Linked DNA regions of Mus musculus: region 2 is linked to region 1. The links are chromatin loops, found by intact Hi-C in ENCODE. Cell type or tissue: heart. All regions are shown on one strand. Each heading gives the region's core, and the rest is flanking DNA. Links, peaks and the distances in the headings are about the cores only.

Region 1 (7,496 bases), core at 1,673-6,672:
TACTTACTACTCGGGGCAGGGTGAAATACTTTGACCAGAACTATTAATTACTACTAAAATGCTCAACTGGAGCTTTCAGTGCTGCTTGCACTCGTTAAAAAGAAAATCATGTTCATTAACACAAGATTTCTTTCATCTGGCTTAGGGCCAGAAGAACTAGCATAAGAGATCTATCTGCACACAACATTTTTAAAGGGTGAAATAATATTTAAGACAGCAGCTAGTCTGCAAATGCTCCAATTAGTTAGCCAAAGGCTCTATCTAAGACTATTGGTCTTTGTGACAGATCTCTACTGAATACAGGTTTCCATAGACAATCAATTAGAGACTGTGAAATCAAGAATGTCTTAATAGACCTTTAGTGTGCCAATTCACTTTTAGTAAAAAGTAAAAAATACTGTGATTCCCCTGAGGTATATGAGAAGTCACTGGCGAGATACTACTTGATTTAACATTTAAATATTTAACATTAAAATAGGAAAAAAGGACCTCCTCAGAGTTAAGGAATGAACTGCTGCTTTTCAAATATTTACACAGAATATACACAAGGCATTACCATTTACATACCCTGGGGTGCACAAAGAAGCAACAAGAGCAACATTTCAAACAAAGACTATTTAAATCCAGTAAATAGTCCTAAGCCACATATCACATGCTCAGTTACCCTGATGCGTCCACTCTTAATTTCTTGAAGGCAGTTTGCAGACTTTCCTCCTCTCCATCCTTGGCTTCGGATTTCATTGTGAAGGTTTCTGTACGCCTATTGATGTTCCCTCCCGTTAATACTAAAAAGGAAATAAGAAAAGTGAAAATTAGTGGAATCAAGAGTATAATATCTGCTTGCACAATTACTGTTAAGAGAGAAATATGTTTCATTTCTAAGCAGGTTACATATAGAGCTTATAAGAGAGAAATATGTTTCATTTCTAAGCAGCAGGTTACATACAGAGCTTATCATGCACATGCGCACACACATACACGGCTGTTATCAGTCAGGGTTCTCTAGAGTCACAGAACGTATGGGTAGTCTCTATATAGTAATGGAATTTGCTGATGACTTATAGTCCAACTCCCCAACAATGGTCAGCAGCCGCTGAGAATGGACGTCTAAGGATCTAGCAGTTACTCATTCCCACAAGGCAAGCAGGCGAAGAGAAATCTTTCTTTTAATGTCCTTATGTAGGTCTCCAGCGGAAGGTGTGGCCCAGATTAAAGGTGTGTGCCACCATGCCTGAATCTGGGACTTATTTTGTCCCAAGTGACCTTGACAAACTTAGATCTCTTTGTCTTAGTCTCCCGGGATTTATAGCCACTATGCCTCAAGATCCAGGTCAGAAACTTGTATCTCCCAGCCTCAAGATCAGTATTACAGGTGAGCCTTCCAATTCTGGATTGTAGTTCATTCCAGAGACACAAACCAACAGTATCCAAACAACCTAAATAGTTAACGCTGGAAACAAAAATCTAAGAACTATGTATGTTTCAATCTACTAAATCAAGTGAGAAAAGCTCCCTGGCTGTCCATGCCTAGAAACCTATCGAAAAAATTACTATCAGAGAAACAAAAGAAAGCTCAAACTGAAACACTCTGATTAATTAAAATGCTATTGGGTATCTGTCTAGTCTGATCCTAACAATTCTAAGTATGATTTTATGACACCACATCATTTGTACATAGCAATTTTAACCAATGTATCAGCATGCATGAAGAACTTTATGCTGCTGTTGTTAGAACAGGAATAAAGACTGCAGTCATTTATACTCTACTCCTCTGACCAAAAACTTTTATTAGGTGTTTGTAAGCTTTGGGTACTGTAGTTATTACACAGAAATGACGATGCCTATACTCAAACACAGGTAAAGAACAAAGCAGAACGTCTCTTTAGTTAGAAGTAGAAAAGAAACTCATAGAATACTGCTCTGCAAATATGACTCCATGTACTCTCCTTTTAACACAAAGGAAGGAGATAAGGGATCATTAACTCAGACAACACAAATTCTCAAATCCAATCTTAAAATTACCAAAATACTAAATCTTGAATAAACACGCCAATATCCAAAAAGTGAGAGAAGGAAAAAAAAACCTAGAAAACAATATATACTTTTTAAGCCAAAGATATATTTTACCTTTAAACTTAACCTGGTACCCCCTAGCCACCCCACCCCACCCCCCACCCCCAGGCACTCTCAAAGAGATCAGTGCCTCTCTATGGATCTTTGGGTACTGATTCTAGATCAGCTTATTTCTCAGAAGAGTTTTCTGTGTTATTATGAGACCTCTAATATTCCAAAGGTCAAGATGTCACAATGTTTGACATTTGTGTGTATGTTCACCGGCAAAAGAACTTAGCCAGCAAGGCGTGGTGGCGCACGGCTATAATCGCAGCACTTGGGAGGCAGAGGCAGGCGGATTTCTGAGTTCAGGCCAACCTGGTCTACAGAGTGAGTTCCAGGACAGCCAGGGCTACACAGAGAAACCCTGTCTTGAAGAGAAAAAAAAAAAAAAAAAAAGAATTTAGCTAGGTTTCACTTCAATATCAGAAGACAACAAGCCCACGTGGTTTATTTAACCAGGTCAAACACAAGGAAACCTCATCCACATGACTAAGTTTCACTCATCTAATTCTTCACAGGAGTAGGAGTCCTCCAAACACACAATATTCTATATACTAAGCAGAGGTTAAGTTCTGGTGTGTCTGGAGCTCCCACATCTCCAAAGATCTATCACAGGCTGTAAACAATTTCTTTTTGCTACCACAACTCCATGAAAGCTGAATTTGTAAGGACTGAAAAGATGGCTCAAAGAGTAAGGGTGAATGGCTACTAAGCCTGAGCACCTGAGCTTGTTTCCTAGAACTTGAGTAACAGGAGGAAACAACTTCCCAAGTTGCACTCTGCCCTTCATATAAAACACTCTCATACACATAATACAAGTAAAAAAAATTAATAGTGAGGTTTATAGTAGTTCTCTCAATCTGACTTGTGTGGCAATCAGTCAACATTTAAGTACACTCCAAGCCACATGGACACTGGTAAACATCACAGGCAGAGATCCACTCCTTTCACAAGTACTTCTAGGATTCCTAGTTCTACCTTGGATGCCACAACAGAGGCTGAACTGAATACAGGGGTCCCAGGAACCCCATTTCAGTAGGGAGGGCATCTCACTCCTACCCTCCAGGACTCACACTTGGCTAGGAAGCCTCCCAGCTAAGCCTCACAACTTCTAATTACACAGTGCTGACTTAATAGTATGGCAGGTGACCACCCTAGATGTTAATACAAACTTAGCATTCTTGTTGAGACACTCCCAGATATATCATTAAAAACCCCAACAGCCCAAAATAAAAATCTGGCTGCAAACCAAAAACTCTGAGAATAAAGTATCGCCTAACTTGTTTTCAAACGTCCACCACTGTGACTGCTCATGTTTTTCTTCAATTACTTTAAGCCAGAGCAAGAGTATCCTAGGCTTAACCTAGGGGGCTAGATCAGAGCATGCTTGCAATTACAAATGGGTTGTTATGCTCCTCCCAGTTCCTAGCTTTCCATTATGGAAGCATCAACCCAACAGCTTTATACAACAGGTGAGTGGATTGCCTATCTTCATTTACATTACATTGTGGGAAATTCTCCTATTACCCCTTCACTGCTCTTACTTCCAAAGAATGCCCAAAGACCTCAGACTTGCAAAAGGCCCATAAGAAGTTACTTTTCGTGGTTTTAAGTCAAATCACATCCCAGTTTCTTTCCACCAATACCGTGTGCAGTGTCTTGCTTACACCTCTGAAGCTTTAAACTAAGCTCTCCTTAAGTTTCCGGTCGAACTTCTCATTTTCAGCAGCACGAAAATGAGATCTGCACGCGTCCTCACAAAGTTAAAGCGGAGAAATCTCCCCAAACCTCTCAAAGTTACAGAGTCCCGAAAAGGAAAAACAACAACAACAAACTAACCAACCCTATCCAGAACGGCCCGGATAGAATCAATCTGTCCCTAGGACGAGAACACATCCACACCTCTCTGGGCACACCCACTCAACCCCTCAAAATCACAGGACTACAGGCAAAGCGACACGTTCGTTCCTTTCTGCCTATCACGGTTAAGCGGAGTCGGCTGGGAAAAGGTCAGAACCCGGGGACACCCAAGCGGGGAGCTGTCTCGGCTTTTACCCTGTCCGCCCCGGCCAACCACGGACTCCGAGAGGAGGCAGGAGTGAAGCTGCGGCGCAGAAGCCGCAGGACGCAAGCGGAGAGGAGTGCGACTCGCAGGGCGGGAAAAGGCGGGAAGGGGCAAAGGGCGGCAAGGAGAGCGAAAGGGGAAGCTGTGGCCGGCGCGGCCCGGACACCGCGGGAACGCAGGAAGGCGGGAAGCGAAGGCCGCGCAACTTGGCACTCCAGGCCGCGGCAGCCGAGGGCCGGGCCGGGCAGTCGGCGCAGGGAAACGCCGCGACCAGACGGGAGGGCCGGACTCCGCCTCCCGCGGGTGGGAGGCCTGGCGGACACGACGTCCCCGGCCCTCCTCGTCCCGTCCGGCCACTCACCTCCTCGCAGCTGGGGCGCTCCCGGGAATCCGGCCCCGTCGGCTCCGAGCGTCTCTCCGCGTCCGCCGCGTCTGTCTGACCCGGATCCAAACCCCACCGATAGGGTGGCCCGCGCCTCTAGAGTTGTACTGCGCCTGCGCAACCTCGGCTCGCGCCCTGCCCACCGTTCACGCTCCTCCCACCTCGGTGACTCGGCAGCTCGGCCCGCCGCAACTACGCAGGCGTACGGCGGTAGCCCGGCCTCTCGAAGCCCCAGCTCCAACCCCTCTCCGAAGCACGTGCGTCTTAAGTCATTTCCTGTTATTCTTTTCGCTCCCTCCGCCCCCTGGCTTGGGTTCGCTCCCGGCAGGCTTTTGGGCGTGCCTACTTCCTCTTCGCTGTCACGTGAGGCGGCGGCTTGCCTTGCAGCTATCGAGCCGCTGCCGCTCCCCTGGCATAGCCTGCTTCCTTCTTGTCCTCTTGAAGTCCCCAAGCCAACGGGATTCGGTGGGCTGCGGGAGTATTTGCGCCAGCTGATGCCTCCGGGAATGCTTGGCGGAGTTTCTTACATGCAACCAAGGGCGCTTGCACTCGGTCCACAACCCTCGCCGTGGGTCGTCTCTTTGGGTCCGCAGAGAAGCCAAGAAGGTATTAATTGGACGAGGCCCAGGCGGTGGATGCTGCCCGGAATTGGAATGGAAATTATTTAGGTTTTGTGGTTTTTGCTTTAAAAAAAAAAAAAAAAGCAGGATCTCATTTGTTAGACCAGCCTGAAAATCGCGTTGATTCCCCTGCCTCGGGCTCCCGTGCCTTCATTTTGAAGTATCTCTTGATAATTGAACGTCTGGAAATTAAACGGTTTCAGCGAAGGCATTTTGCTTTTGTTTTTCCAAGGATGGTTTGGGAGCATCAAGTGGGAAATACAGGGTAATGCACGTACATATTAAATTCTGCAAGAAGGTATTAAGCAATTTACCAGTCTCTGGCTTTTTTTGTTTTTTGTTGTTTGGTTTTTTCGAGACAAGGTTTCTCTGTGTAGCCCTGGCTGTCCTTGAACTCACTCTGTAGACCAGGCTGGCCTCGAACCGCCTGCCTCTGCCTCCCAAGTGCTGGGATTAAAGGCGTGCACCACCACTGCCCGGCTAGTCTCTGGTTTTTAGTGATCTGACAAGTTACCCATATGGCAAGGGTGAGCTATGAAAGACCTCCCCCTACCGCCATTGTCAGGGCCTGTTCTATTTTAAACGTTTCCCCATCGCCTGCCACTCTGGAGTTCCACTTCAGACCCTTGTGTGGAAAGACGATTTTCCTCAATAGAGTTGGTTCTGGCACCTAAACCTTAGAGTGGGTTTTCCCCTGAACCCAAGCTGGCCTCTTCTAGAAGTGGATGCTAGAGAGGATAGCCATGTCCAGCTTAACTAGAGTCAACCCACAGAGAATGGAATCTACACTTCACTGGACAGACAGCCCCGTCTCCAGACAGCTGGCTTGGCTTTGGCTTGCTTGCTTATTTTTGTTTGTTTGTTTGTTTTTTGTTTTTCCTGATCCTGCTCTATAATGCAATCATGGGAAAGCCTTTTGCATTCGATGGGAACTTCATCAGATTTTGAATTTTTTTTAAGATTTATTTATTATTATTCATTAGTACACTGTAGCTGTCTTCAGATGCACCAGAAGAGGGTGTCAGATCTCACCCTCTCACATGGTGTGAGCCACCATGTGGTTGCTGGGATTTGAACTCAGGACCTTTGGAAGAGCAGTCAGTGCTCTTAACCGCTGAGCCATGTTGCCAGCCCCGGTTTTTTTGTTTTTTTTTTTGTTTGTTTGTTTTTCAAGCTAAAATACACCCTGTGATAAGTTTGGGGATGCTGGCCCGCAGAAGGGGCTGCTGCATCTTCCCATTCAGCCACAGGATCACAAGGGCAAGCTGATGTTCCTAGTGCCCTGTGTTGTATTAAGTGTGTTTTAGACTAAGGATGCTTCCACTTGTGATGTGCTGAATAGGATGTGACCCTTTCCTAAGCTAAGAAGCACCTGTGTAGGGCTGTTGAACATAAAGCTTGTGATGGGTCCTGAATAAAACCTTCAAATTCTCTGTACAGTAACTGGCCCACAGTGAAAAAATAATCCTGTTGTAATTCTCTGATGGCTAACAACAGTTGTAACAGATGCTAGTAACAGTAATAACTCTACTATCTTCAAACATAATATTCCTGTGATTTTACACATTCTACAGATAGTTGTCATCTTAGGTGTTTATTGCTGTGAACAGACACCATGACCAATGCATATTTTAAACATTAAGTACTAAAAAGTAAAAGGAGCTTTTTTGTGTTAACACACCTCCATAAAGTTAGGCACTTTCTGAGACTATGACTTCATACCCAAGAGGTGCCTGGAAAGGAAGACGCAATCTGGCTCCATCTCCCTCCTGACTGTTACTGTTCTTAACCTCCACATTCTAACACCTGACGCTCATCTCACTGCCAGACCACAGCACTGTCAGCTTGAAGTTATCTGCCTAGGTCCGGGTCTCGGTTCCAGCAGCCTCTGCTTGTGTGGCCTTGACTACCAGACACTTCCCAGGTTTGCTGTGTTCTCTACTAGAACACTGTTTCTCCACAGCTCACCTCTTCATTCAGGTCTCTGCTCATACCCTTTCCCCAGGTGAGTCTCCATGACTACTCCAGCAGTCTCCTTCACTCCTAATTTCTTTTTTACTGTTTCATTTTTCCTTTAAAATCCTCTGTCGCCTTTTTTTAAAAAGAGTTATTATTTATTATATGTAAGTACACTGTAGCTGTCTTCAGGCACTCCAGAAGAGGGCATCAGATCTCATTACAGATGGTTGTCAGCCACCATGTGGTTGCTGGGATTTGAACTCAGGACCTCTGGAAGAGCAGTCAGTGCTTTTTTTTTTTTGGGGGGGGGGTTCAAGACAGGGTTTCTCTGTGTAGCCCTGGCTGTCCTGGAACT
Region 2 (7,496 bases), core at 1,601-6,600, 210 kb before region 1:
TTCACAAGCCGACGCGCAGCGACTCTCTGTCACCCAGCCAGGCGGCACCACACACAGCCTTCGCCGTCCCACATAAGTCACGGTGCCAGTCATTTATCCTCAACCACACGCAGCCACTCGCCCACGCACAGGGCTACGATAACATACAAGTCACCTCATCTATCTACACTCATACACAACGCTTCCACACAGGTTCGCAGCTGCTGTCACATCCAGTGGCAACGGGGGACAGTCACACAAAGAAGTAGCTCCGACAGTCACAGCTCAGACTCACAATGACCCACAAGTGTACACGTTCGGTCACGCAGATCCATCCCCTGGAGGAGAAGCCCCAGCTACAAATCGCCCTGACGGCCACCTAGTCACACCCGGACACACCCAGGGACAGTCACAGGCTCCAGCACCCTCCACTGCTCGCCCCCACCCCTCGGTTGTCCACACTCGCGCGTCGGGGTTTTAACTTCTCGGCGCTGAGCATTAATTGGGCCGTTTACTAATTGGCCGTCACTACCCCGTGGCGCCTCTGATTTTATGCCGGTGTCGTCCAATCAAGGCCTATCCCTTCCCTGGATTGGGGAGCTAGCGTCCCTCCAGGCTGGAGCCGCAGCGAGGAGGTACACTCTCGCTCCCCGTCCCCACCATTTTTCTAGGTTCTCTGTGCTCAACTCCAGCCAGGGCCCCACAGCGCGGCGCCCCCGGGAGGTAGTGCCTGGATCCCAGGACCAGGGGCATCGGACCCCAGCTCCCCTTTGAGCTCAGCGGGCACGGTCAGGGGCAGCGGCGCTGTCTGAGTCCCCTTCCCTCGCAGGGAAGGGAACTTTGAAACTTAGTTCGGACGCCAGACGGTCGGTGCGTCCCCGGGTCTGTGCGTCGGTCGGGGTCAGGCTGGAGCCGAGCGCGGCTTTTCGTCACTCGGAGCCCGGATTGAACAGCGCGCGTGGGTCTCCGGGCGGTCGGGACGTAGACGCGCGGGCTCCGCGGCGCTGCGTGGTGAGTGCGCGTCGGGTGGCTGGATCCATGACCCTCTGGGGGTCTGTCCCTTCCCTACAGGCTGTCCGCGCAGCCCCTGGCTGCGGGGATGTTGTCGGGATGCTGCAGCAGCCGAGCGTCCGGCCGATCGCTGGGCCTCCGGGGCTGGGCCTCTCTGCAAGTGCATCCTCAGGCCCTAAGGGAGCGGCTGCGGCCGGGAGCCCTCTGCAGTTCGCCCTGGTCCGGGCGGCGCGGGCCACGCAGGCCGGGGCGTCCCGGGGCGGAGGTGGGCGGCGCGCATCTCTCGGAGTGGGGGGGGGGGGGGGGAAGAGCAGATTATCTTTTGTGCGCTGATCCGCAAAGTTGGAAGCCTGAGAGGGGGGATGGTGCCTTAGAGAGAAGGCGGGTTCCGGAGTCGCTTCCAGTGTGGTGGTGGGAAAATGGATTAAAACCAGCAAGTGGAGTTTTACCAGAAGCTGAAGGATGGGGCGGCAGGTCATCTTCTGCCCTTGGCTTTGTTTAAAATATCGAATGGGCAAAACGGGGTTCACCCTCTGGTTTGGTGGCCGCGGTGGAGATTGGGGATTTATGCCTTAAAGTCTGGGTACCCAGGCTGGGGGCGGGGCAGGGTAGCTGGAAGAGGTCTTTGGGAAGTGATGTATCTGCAAGCGCCACCAGAGTGGGGCCTGTCTCCCGCCGCCGCCTTTGGGAAGTAGGACGCTGCCGACCCCCACCCCCCAACCCCAAACCCCCACCCCCATCCCCGCTACCGCCACCTCTTTATTCGGAAGCTCTAGAAACCTCTGACTCAGCACCAGAACCTCCGAGGTTGCAACCTGCTGGGAAGGGCACAGAAGTGGAGGGTGGAGATTTTGGTTTCTATCTGTGCACTAAGACCCTGGCCTGCAGCTGAGGAAGTTTTGAGGATAGTGGGGTGGGAAAAGCCACCAGAATGCTGGAAAGGAAGGTGCAGAGCATGGGTTTAGATGTGAGACCCGCAGGTTCAGCCCTTCAGGCTGGGGTGATGGGGCACCTGGCTCAGCCTGAATCCAGATTCCTGTTGACAGATTCCCCAGTGTGCTGTGGCCTTCCGTGGTGTTCTTGAGGTTCACTGTGACCAGGAACTCCACCCCCCGTTTTTTTTTTTTTTTTTTTTTTTGTCTGACACCAGAAACTGATGATTGTGGAAAAGAAAATGTCCAGGTTTCTTACAGAGGCTCACTATCAGAGTTGGAGACCTAAGGTGTAATAGCCACTCTGTGTGTGTGTGTGTGTGTGTGTGTGTGTGTGTGTGTGTGTGTGCGCGCGCGCGCCTGTGTTGGGAGGTGCTGTAAAATAGGTTATAGAGCCAGGACACAGCCCACACACTGGGGACTCTGTTCCTGGAGCCAGGACAAGAGGCTTGTCTCTCAAGCATTTGCCCAAACGATGTCAGACAACCGTGGGGCAGTTGACCTGGAAGGGCCCTTGGCGACGGTCCCCTTGGCGACCATCCCCTTGGTGACTGTCCCTTAGCAATCCTCCACATAGAGATTCCCAGCCTCTTTAAATCAAAGTCATGAGCACTAGCTGCTCTCTTCTGCTGGGTTTTGTTTGAGCAAACACACAATGATAAAAAGCCACTGAGCTTCATTTTAGCTTCAAAATACTTGTGTAATTTATTAATTACAGCAATGTTAGCATGCATGAGAAAAAATTGTCTAGTAGGTATAAAGCAAGCACGTTATTCTTTTTAAAAAGAAAATGTAGTAACTGTTTGGTAAGCACCGGGGCTCCTGGCTTCTGGCATGGAGGATCTGGGGTCCCGTGATCTCTGCTTCACGGCAACACGGCAAAAGTCAGTCATGGAGTAGCAGGTGAAAGTCAGAGATGAGACTGAATCCAAGTTTCTCAATTCACAGCAGGACAGCAGTCCAGCCTCCTTGTGAATCTCTCTCTGTCGTGCTTTTGGGACTGGGAAATCTATGTTTCATCCACGGAGGATTGAATTTCTTCCATTCAGACTTTGGAAGGCTGGGAGCTCCCAGCTCAGCCAAAACAGACTGGTACCAAGAGGTCACTGGGACAGGGCGAACCTGGCTTCATAGCTCCATATGTGGCTTTGCGAGCTAAAGAAGATGATTTTCTAGCTCCTTTAAAAAAAATTACAATGCATGCATGTGCAGTCGTTCAAGTCAGAGAGCAACCGGAGGCTCTCTCCTTTCCACTGTGTGTGTCCCAGACGTCCAAGGTTTGGCAACAGGTCCCTTTACCTGCTAAGTCGCCTGTAGGCTTTCTAGCTCTCTGTTAACACAGAGTATGATCTAACAGAATAAAATGTAAATGAGCTTGGTTAGCTATAAACACCCATGAACCCACTAATCCAGTCTAGGTAGAGAATATTTCCATTACCCCCAGAAAGGCCCTTGTTCCCTTCCTAGTGAGCACCCTACCTTTGCCCCAGCAGCAATTTCTTACCGGGTTTCTATTCCCCACCTTTTTTTTTTTCCGGATCATTTTAGGACTGTGAACTCTACATGAGCCCCAGTGTGTTACATACAGCATGGGCATTTAGAGTATGGCTTCTTTTCTTTCTTTTCTTTCTTTTCTTTTCTTTCTTTTCTTTTCTTTTTTTTTTTTAGCTCAATCTGTTTTTTGCATTCATCTTTTGTGTGTGTGTGTGTGTGTGTGTGTTTGTGTGTTGTTCCACTTTGTCACTGAGTGATATTGCATCGTGTAAATATAATACAACTGGTCACTTTATCTGTGGATGGGCATTTGGGTTTGTTTCCAGTTTGGGGAAATTGTAAATAAAGCTACTGTGAATGTCCGTCTACAAGTCTTCTTTCAAGGGGAACAAATTGTCTATTATCACTGAGCCTTGGTACCCTCTTTACAGTTTTTTTTCTGTAAGATTTATTTATTTTTGTTTTATGACTGTGGGTATTTTGCCTGCCTGTATGCATGTGCAGGATGAGCATGCAGTACCCATCAAGCCCAGAAGAGGGCATCAGATCCCCCTGGAACTGGAGTTAACAGATGGTTGTGAGCCCCAGCATGGGTGATGGAAAGGAAACCTGGGTCCTTTAGAGAAGCAGTCAGTGCTCCAGGCTGACCCTCATTCCCACCATGTACCCTCTGGAGGACATTGCCTACTTCTGCGATTCAGGACACAGGCGTGAGGGATGCAGAATAGAAAAGTTCTTGGTGGTAATATTAAAAAAGAACTAGGAAAGTTCTTGGTGGTAATATTAACTGCCTACCACCTACTCCAGCAAGAGGCTTAACCTCTCTGTTCTAGCATCCTTTTATCCCTATTTGATACACACTAAAGGCCAACCTGGGTGGCTCTCCCTGTGGAGCACGCTGTGGCCAACAACATCTCTCTTTCTCCAGGATCTCTCAATAACTAGTAATGCTTGGGATATGGGATGTTCTACCATCTGTCAATCAACAAATATTTATTAATCACTGTTTTGTGCTAGACCTTTTCTAGGTAACCAGTGGTATGACAATGAACAAATTGTTGCTTTCAAAGCTTATCTGTCTGTCTGTCTGTCTGTCTATGGATAAAATACAGTATTATGATTAATAGATCTCTAGATATTTTCTGGATATGAACTAGGGAAGAGGGTTTAGATGAGACAAGCTCTGTGGCTGCTTTGCAATGTGTGTGTGTGTGTGTGTGTGTGTGTGTGTTTGCCCTAGTGTGTGCACATGTGGAGGTCAAAAATTGACACACTGGATGTTGTCGTAGCTAGGGTTAGTGTTTGTCAATGTTGTACACAGACCTCAGAAGACGCACTCTCAGTTGAGGAATTGATTCTATGAGATTGGCCCGTGGTTGTGTCTGCTGGAGTATTTTCTCAAGTGCTGATTGACTCAGTAGGGTCCAGCCCACTGTGGGCAGTGCTATCTCTAGGCAGGTGGGTCTGGAGCAGCTCTTTAAGAAAGCTGTCTGAGCAAGCCAACTGGAAAAGAGCCGATAAACAGGGTTTCTGCTTCAGTTCTTAGCCCCAGCTTCCTGCCCTGGCTTCTCTCAGTGAGGGGCTGTAAGCTGTAAGCTAAATAAACCTTTCCCTCCTCAGGCTGCTTTTGATCGTGGTGTTTACCATAGCAACAGAAAGCACAATTGAACAGGTGTCTTCCTTTATGTATATTAAGACCAGTTTCTCCTCGAGCCTGGAACTCAACACTTGAGCTAGACTGGCTGGCCAACAGTCTTCTAGGACCCACCTGGCTCCAGCCCACCAGCACTGGATTATAGGCGTACGCCTCCATGCCTGGCTTTTACTGGGGTCTGGGGATCCAAACGTGGGTGTGTGCTTAGGCTGCAAGCCCTCCCCCAGCCGGTTTTGCAGTTTTAAAATGGAAGGTTAGTAGCAGGCCTCTGAAATTTTGAAAATTTATGTACACAGTAAGAGTCGCTTGATGTTTTTTTCAAAGCGTTATTATCTTATTCATGTGTATGTCTGTATGCCTGTATGAACACATGTATACAGTTGCCTGTGGAGGCCAGGAGAGGGTATTGGATCCTCTAGAGCTAGAGTTGTGGGCATTTGTGGGCCTGTGGGTGCTGGGACCTGAAGTCTGGCTCTCTGCAAGAGCAGAGAGAGAGATCTTAGCCACAGAGACAAACGGATCGCAAGCTTCTGATCTGGTAAGTTTTGAAAAGCAGCTTCCAGAGCCACACTCCCAGGGATTTCATTTCCTTTGGTCCTGGTGAGTGGGCCCTGAGGATCTGTTTGTCTCATGAGCCCCCACGTGATGCTACAGCTGGTCACATGTTAGAGGCCATAGTTTGTGTAGTGGGGGCTTGCTTGTTTGCGTACAGTTTTGAGTGGGCTCCTGGCAGGCAGGAACCACGCTCAGCGCTTGGCACAGTGCCTTCTCATAATGGCTCGGTGAGTAAGTGGTAGTGGGTGAATTATTTTGCTCACCACCCACATAGCTCTGGGTATAGCACCGGGTAAGCATGGGAACTAGGAAAGCTTGGTTACTAAACGGCTGGAGGCTCCCTTTGGCACAAACCACGAAGTGGAGGTTACTTCCCTTGGTGGTTTGTGTATGCTCCGCCCAGGGAGTGGCACTATTAGAAGGTGTGGCCTGTTGGAGTAGGTGTGGTCTTGTTGGAGTAGGTGTGTCACTGTGAATGTGGGCTTTAAGACCCTCTTCCTAGCTGCCTGGTATTCTGCTAGCAGCCTTCAGATAAAAATATAGAACTCTCAGTTCTGCCTGCACCATGACTGCCTAGATGCTGCTGTGTTCCCACCTTGATGATAATGGACTGAACCTCTGAACCTGTAAGCCAGGCCCAATTAAATGTTCTTTATAAGACTTGCCTTGGTCATGGTGGTCTGTTCACAGCGGTGAAACACTAACTAAGACACTTCCTATCTTGGACTTGGGGTGCATGAGTCCTTTACAACATATGTGTGTGTGTGGGGGGGTGAGATTTGCATGGCTTTCTTCTGCAGGGTCCCATGGGAGGAGCCCTGGGCTGGCTGGAATTAAGAGGTTCTATCAGGAGGCCAGATTCTTTGCCAGGGAGCTTTTTACTTCCGGACTTAGAGTTTCTTTTGCTGTGAAGAGGCACCATGACCACAGCAACTCCAATAAAGGGAAACAGATCATTGGGGCTGGCTTACAGTTCAGAGGTTCAGTCATTATCATCATGGTGAGGCATGGCTGCATGCAGGCAGACACGGTGCTGGAGGAGCCAACGGGTTCTACATACTGATCAGCAGGCAGCAGAAGGGAGCCGTGAGCCATGCTGGGCGTAGCTTGCGCATATGAGAACTCAAAGCCCGCCTCCACAGTGACACACTTCTTATAGCAAGGCCACACCTATTCCAACAAGGCCGTGCCTCCTAATAGTGCTACTCTCTATAAGCCAAGCATTCAAACACACGAGTCTATGGGGGCCATTCCTATTCAAACGGTTACACTGACCCTCTAGTCCTGCATCCTGTTTGCCAGAGGGTCCTCTCAGATCAAGCTTCTGTGTCAGGAGCATCAGTCCAGGCTGCCGCTGCTCACTTCAGTCTCCTGAGTGACTTTGAACATGTCACTAGCTTTCTCTGGGTTTCTGCTCCTCTGTGTACAAAGGGGAATCGAATCAGCAACCATCACCCCTCCAAGACAGTGTGGTGTGAGGTATTACGAAGTGAAAGCCTGGGGTGCCTTGTATGATTGTGGCACATGGGAGGATCCTCCACCAGGATGATGCTTTTTGAAGAGTGTATTAGCTTGCTTTTCATTGCTATAACAAAATACCTGAGACAGGCTAACCTTGTGAGGGGTTATCATGGGTTTCAGGCCAGCCTCTGCCGCATAAACAAACTCGGTTTCAATAATAAAAAAATAAACTGGAAGCTAAAAGATTTAAAGAAAATAAAGGGGTAGATTTAGCCTATAATCTTGTAGAACACAGCATAGGTTCTGAATGCTGCCTCACCTCATGGGTAAAGACACTGGTAGCCAGAACAGATGTGGGGACAACTATCAGATTTCATTTTAAACCAGAGCCACAGGGTAGGGAGAAGCAA

Evidence for each region. Hi-C counts contacts between places; a loop is a spot of excess contacts. Peaks named below come from ENCODE experiments on the same cell type or tissue, not always from the same donor. Only the 100,000 strongest peaks of a DNase experiment are listed, where the experiment ranks them.
Region 2: it touches region 1 in a loop (2.7-fold over the local background); 1 of 42 quality-filtered maps calls a loop at or near these places.

What each region holds. Positions count from the first base shown.
Region 1 is chr2:163,414,871-163,422,366 of GRCm38, forward strand. Oser1 (oxidative stress responsive serine rich 1) reads right to left here and starts at 4,600. Exons shown (of 4, transcript NM_025699.2): 1 at 4,542-4,600; 2 at 665-785. The coding sequence starts at 741. 2900093K20Rik (RIKEN cDNA 2900093K20 gene) reads left to right here and starts at 4,901. Exons shown (of 1, transcript NR_151490.1): 1 at 4,901-5,491. In heart, for the core only: a CTCF peak has its summit at 4,651; DNase peaks (open chromatin) are centred at 4,171, 4,771 and 5,811; H3K4me3 peaks cover 3,265 bases; H3K27ac peaks cover 2,372 bases.
Region 2 is chr2:163,203,527-163,211,022 of GRCm38, forward strand. The region is part of intron 1 of Tox2 (TOX high mobility group box family member 2); the gene reads left to right. Among named protein-coding and RNA genes, the nearest start is that of Tox2, 4.1 kb to the left of the region's middle. In heart, for the core only: a CTCF peak has its summit at 3,949 (motif pointing right); no DNase peak of the experiment used is centred there; H3K4me3 peaks cover 355 bases; H3K27me3 peaks cover 1,610 bases.